2 separate regions of the Homo sapiens genome follow, and region 2 is linked to region 1. Evidence: chromatin contacts called from ENCODE Hi-C data. All regions are on one chromosome and are shown on one strand. The core of a region is the stretch at or near the end of the contact, and the rest is flanking DNA. Distances in the headings are between cores, read along the strand shown.

What was found. A loop is a pair of places that touch in the nucleus more often than their neighbours do. Pooled maps may share reads with other maps.
Region 2: a pooled map shows a loop between it and region 1 (6-fold over the local background). The contact joins the promoter of NXPE3 here to the promoter of CLDND1 in region 1. A Hi-C loop is called at or near these places in 7 of 50 pooled maps.

The regions. Positions count from the first base shown.
Region 1 is chr3:98,521,345-98,524,373 of GRCh38, reverse strand. CLDND1 (claudin domain containing 1) reads left to right here and starts at 1,472. Exons shown (of 5, transcript NM_001040181.2): 1 at 1,472-1,525; 2 at 2,932-3,029. The coding sequence starts at 2,950. It overlaps CLDND1-AS1 (CLDND1 antisense RNA 1), which reads right to left and starts at 1,804. Exons shown (of 2, transcript NR_198998.1): 1 at 1,541-1,804. RefSeq lists an enhancer at 1-23 and silencers at 1,226-1,865, 1,916-2,025.
Region 2 is chr3:101,777,630-101,780,680 of GRCh38, reverse strand. NXPE3 (neurexophilin and PC-esterase domain family member 3) reads right to left here and starts at 1,470. Exons shown (of 8, transcript NM_145037.4): 1 at 1,357-1,470. RefSeq lists enhancers at 748-797, 1,362-1,656 and a silencer at 1,208-1,557.

The DNA of each region.
Region 1 (3,029 bases), core at 223-2,722:
CCGACCTCGTGATCTGCCGCCTCGGCCTCCCAAAGTGCTGGGATTACAGGCGTGAGCCACCATGCCCGGCGGAAAATAGGGGATTTCTAATGAAGGCCAATGGATGAAGACATTTCCTGGAGTATAAGGGCATTTATGTGTCTTACTACACATTGACAATTTGCCTGTGCCTCTCCATCACTTTCTCTAGTTGGTGCCTCTGACAAATTTTTTTTTGATTATATGCTGTATATGAAAATCCAGAGTCATGTTTGAATATATTTGGCTACTACCTTATTATGTGCTGCATATGAATATCAGTTTCACCCACTCAGGTCAAAGAAATGTAAGTACAGATAGAGAAACATATCATGCCTTTAATCTGTCAAAGTGGTAGAAATTTAATATCAACTTGCAGCTCCCATCTTTCTCCTATGCTAAATTACAAGGCATTAGGGGACAGAGTGGGGGTTTGAGAGCCCCTCTGGTCCTTGAGTCAGCTTTCTCTGTCGGTTACTGTTGAGAAATCCACCATTTGCTGGTCCCAGGCCACGTTAATAGTTCCACTCATGTTATTGTTAAGATGTCCCTGCTTCCTGTCCATGAATTTCTGTGTTAAACCTGAGGGTTCAGAATCATTGTTGCCCCTGTGCCACACATCATCTGCAATCTCCAATGCTGTCCATGACCTTATCTGCTTGAGTGATGTTCCCCAAATTTCAGTCTTTTTCCTACTATACCCACAATTTTTTATTCATTTTTTGACATATCTGGTATCCTCAGTATTATTAACTTAATAGTTTTTAAAATAAGTGAAAAGAATTTAAAAGGAACAACATTGCTGCAATAGAAAACTAGTATCACTTGTCATAAAAAGAAGGCAGCTACAAACACATTTTATGAAACCCAAATAATATCATTACATTCTTGATGGATACTGTCTGCCAGGTCACATACTTCTTAGCCTAAACTTATGCAATAAAACCAGAAGGATGCTCTGCTCCAATGGGAGGGATTCTGGGAGAGGGAAATAAAATGGGTCAACGTTTCACAAGTAGAATCCCATTTTTGTTCATTTATACTTAGATCTAGAGGCAGGGTGGTGTGATAGGGAAAGCACAGGCCTAAAAGTCAGATCTAAGTTATACAAGTCACGGTCATTGACTCGAGATGACCGGAAACAGGCCCGCTTTACTTTCTGGACCATTCTCCCTTCCTCCCTAAAATGCAAGAATCCAACAGCCTAGACTTCCCTTCTGCGTACCGGCTTGCCCTGAGGAGCTGAACTACATCTCCCACAATGCGCCGCGCGCGGCGCCAGGAATGCCTATCGCCGCCTCAGACAGCTTTCAGTCTGTCCCTCCTACAACTCCCACAAGGCCCCTCGGCCCCGGGCCGCGGCCCGGCCCGGAGTGGGGGCGGGCGGAGGCGCGGGAGTTATGGAGGGGGCGGGCTCTGCAGGGAAGTGCGTCAGAGGAGGCGCGGGGAGAGTAGGGTGCTGTGGTCTGAGCTAGAGGGTGAAGCTGGCGGAGCAGGAGGATGGGCGGTGAGTGAGCGGGACCTGCGTCGCCGGGCAGGGGTCGCGTCGCGGTTCCATGTTCCCGGCGGTTTGAAGAGGGGCCCCCTTCCCGGGCGTGGTCGGGCTGGGCGGGTTCCGAGCGGCGGATTTGTCCCAGGGCCGAGCCCTCTAGGGCGGGGCCTGGTCGGGTACCGGGGGACCCTGGCCCGGGGCCGAGCACGGCTGCCCCGCCCCAGCCCTGGCCTTCTCCGGCCCCGCCGTGAGGCCCAGGAGGTGGCTGCTGCAGGCGTCCGGCTTGGACGAACCGCCGTTCCCAGTGCTGGGACCCTTTAAGGTCATTTGAGAGCACCAGGATGAAGGGGGGATTTTTAAAAAATCAAAATACAAATCCAACTTTTTGAGTTTTCGTTGTCATTGCTCTTATCTTTCCTGAGTCACTTCCCATTTTCCAAACTCAGCAACCCCAGTTTGCGAGTCTGTTTTCATGAACCTTTGTAAGGTGTTTGGTGCGGTCACGGTGTATACTTGCCGTGTAGTATTTGACTCAGCGCGATCTGCCTTGAGTCATTTTACCGCGGCCATTTACTACTGCCGTTGAGCCCTGTCCACGCCTTGGGAGTGTTGATATGTTGAGAGTTTTCTGTCTGGCTGAGGAGGGATCATTTAGTTTTTGCGGACGTATGTTGCACTGAGGATTTAGGGAGAGAGCAAGATTTCTGTTGAGGAGGTTCAGAAGTATAAGGAATCGGGAGAGTAGATAGGAGTGAAGCATTTGGCAGCGTAAAGAAGCTTGGCTTAGCTTTAATGGATTAGGGAGAGATTGCTATCTAGCATTATTACATGTTATTGTTCTCTTTGCTATTTTATACACCTAGAACAACCTTTCCCTCGGGGTTAACAAACATCTTCAACTCTGTTTTCTGTATGGCTCCTGACTCTTACCTTTGTTTTAGGAGGCTTCCCTCTTCAGAGGAAACTGGGAGAAGCCAATTTCCACTGCTTCTTTTTCCTGTGCCTTTTTAACACTCAAACCCAGAACACTTAATCCTCTGCAGCTCGTGCAAAAATTCAGTCTGTAATTTAAAATGTGTGCACGGTACACTGCTGACCATGGGCATGTCTATTGTTTGTATCTGTAATGTGTATGTCCATTTCAGTGTTGTCTGTTTTAGTATGCAGGTGATAGACTAGAGAACAAGACCTCTGTCTCCGTAGCATCCTGGGTATGTGAGCATTCAATAAGTACTTTTATGAGAATGAGTTTTGTTTTAAGCTTAATTAAAAACATGCTTGCTTTCTAAAAAAAATTCTTAATGGTTATATGTACGAAGGGATGGGGAATTGGGTAAAGGGTGCATTTGGAATAATTCAAAATAATCTTTCTTATTTGTCCGTAAACTCTAACTTATCTTCTTTCTTCAACTTCTAAACAGAGCAGTCTGAATGCCAGAATGGATAACCGTTTTGCTACAGCATTTGTAATTGCTTGTGTGCTTAGCCTCATTTCCACCATCTACATGGCAGCCTCCAT
Region 2 (3,051 bases), core at 221-2,720, 3.3 Mb before region 1:
GCATGAACATTAATAATCATCGTGGAAGCTTTTTAAAATACAAACAACTGGGCCCCACTCAAACAATTAAATCAGAATCTGTAGGAATAGGCCCAAGAAGTAGCTTTTTTTAAAAAGGTCCCTAGATGATTACAACATACAGCCAAGTGGGAGAACCACTAGTATAGAGTGGCCAGGGACTGTTATTCGTTTCAGTTGGTAAAAGGATGGCCTTTCCAAAATGATGTTTGAATTGTAACTTAAATTGTCAGGTCAGGACAACCCAATTCCCAGGCAATGGGGAAGGCTAACCCCACTTCAGTGATTTATCCCTTCGTTTCCTTTCTCAGTAACAAATAACAGCACTCTATTGGCCCCAAAGAGATTGTGAGGATAACAGACATGGAAAAAAAAATACTAAACAAATTCAAAGAAAAGCAGAACCCAAACACTACGGAGAAATAGTATACTGCTGCCTCCAAACAATTATCAGGGTCTGGGAGTCCTGCCAGTTTCAAATATATCCTGATGTTCCAAATGATAATTAACCACAGTGAGGAGCGGGGAGGCCCACCAAAGCAGTGTGATTCTTTATCTTTAGGAAATGTGGCAACAATCCCCCTTTAATGTAAATAATGAAAAGCAAAGAAAATTTACAATTTTGCACAAATGCTGCATAAATCCTGCCTCGGAACCCCTCTTATTACCACCCTAGTGGCCTTTGATCAGGCAGAAATGGGCAACAGGCCAGGGTCTCCATATCACACCTTGTAAAGTTACACTCGTTTCTCCCCATACGACCTGAATCTGATGTCCCCAAACGGCAGCTCAGTAAGGCCAGAACAGTCCACCGTGTGACAGCAGCGCCAGCCAAGAGGCAGCTGGTGCCCAGAGCAGCGATGAGCCGAGAGATATGAGATGGGCAGGGAGGCGTCGCCAAGTGCTCCGCACCGGGTTAGTGAAGGTGCCTGGAGGACAGAAGTCTTTCGCTGCGGCGTGGAGGTCCGAACTGTACCGAGCTGTGGCGTTGCCGCAAGTGGAGGAAACTGAGGATGGAGATGCTCGCTCCCGGCCCCGCCCCGCCCCGCCCCGCCGGTACTAGCCTGGGCTCCGGCTTCTTAGCTGCGACGCTTTGGCAACCCAGGGCTCCAATTCTGCCTATGCCTTCGACCCGGGCCTCCCCTCCCTGGCACCTATGCCCACAGCCACGACTCCAGGGGCTGCACCTATCAGCACGGGGCTGGGGACTCGGGAGCAGATGCGCGCGGAGGGAGGGGCTTCGCAGTCTAGGAGCGCGCTGGCAGAGCCGGGCAATGGGTCGCTCCGCCCGCAGCGGCCCCTCCCGACGTCCGCACACAGACCACATCCAGCACTCACCTCCGGGACCCGCCCGCCCTTCGCTCTCCGGGGGCCAGGGATCCTGACGCCCCGGTCGGTCGCCGCAGCGCCAGGCCGCTAGCCCCCCGCTTCCTCACCCGGCGACGTCTCCTCACCTCCGACCCCCGGCTACGATTGGTGGAGCTTCGGCGGGGGCGGGCCGAGGGCGTTGACTGACAGCAGCACGCGCCGGGCGGAACCCACAGGCCTGGAAGCGAAGTTGGCACCCTGGCGCTCTACGCCGCCAAGCTCCTGCTCGCGACGCGACACTGCAGCTGTCGCCCCGCGGATCGAGGTCTGGCCCCTCTCACGACCCAACTCCTCGTGAACTTCGGACGTCTGAGTTTCCTGGGAGCATCCACCTACCTCAAGGCTTTTCGCTTGTCAGCGAAAGTGCCCACAACCGCAGTTGACTCTAGTAGGGCAGTCTTTCCTGTGGAGTGATGGAATTTATTGTGCCCTGAACCAGAGAAATGCGATTTGCCAAGTATAAGCACGGATATAGCGGATCCTTGAATCTTTTCCTTGCTTTGACATTAGTCAACAACTTCTACTCGCCAGTAAAACAGCCCGTTCCTTTTACTCTCACTGTACATGATGTCGGTCTCTTGGCAAAGCATACTTTCCTCACCCTCCACCATCCCCAATTCTGGGTTATCCTATTTTGGACATTTTTCTAACTGGTAAAACGTCGGTAGCAGTTTTGTGAAATTCAGGAACTGAGAGGAGTCCTGAGAAGACACTTGTTCAAGAAACCAGAAGGAATTGTGGGCTGCACCGTGTTTCTCTGTGCTTGGAGCACAGTGGGGTTAACACAGGCCCCAAAAGCAGGCCTGCCCCCGGACTATTACCCCAAGGTTTAAGAAAAATAATTAATGTACATGACAACTAAGTATTTTTCCATTTCTTGACCATAATGGACTCTGCATGCTCATTCAGATGTTTTCATGGCAGGCCTGCTTCGTGGGCAACCAGATCCGTGAATGGGATAAAAGGAAGTTCTGCCACAGGGTGGAAGATCTCTTCTGTAGTAATGATCTTCTTTTTTTTTTTTTTAATATACTTTAAGTTCTAGGGTACATGTGCACAACGTGCAGGTTTGTTACATATGTATACATGTGCCATGTTGGTATGCTGCACCCATTAACTCGTCATTTACATTAAGTATATCTCCTAATGCTATCCCTCCCCCCTCCCCCTACCCCACAACATGCCCAGGTGTGTGATGTTCCCCTTCCTGTGTCCAAGTGTTCATTTATGCAGCCAACAAACACATGAAAAAATGCTCATCAGCACTGGCCATCAGAGAAATGCAAATCAAAACCACAATGAGATACCATCTCACACCAGTTAGAATGGCGATCATTAAAAAGTCAGGAAACAACAGGTGGTGGAGAGGATGTGGAGAAGTAGGAACACGTTTACACTGTTGGTGGGACTGTAAACTAGTTCAACCATTGTAGTAATGATCTGATACTCCTTCTTCCTCGAGGAAATACAGCACTCTGGGACCTTTTGAGGACATAAAAGGGTAGCTTCCTTCTGCTATCGAAGAAGAGCCTCATATACTAGACTTCTGCTCTGATTATGCTTTATCTCCCAGTAGGATCCCCCGCCTCATGTACAGCTTGGCTGTCTTACAAGTGGTAAAATACTTAGGACAAGATGACTTCTAGGTCATGGTTTTGGACCTCA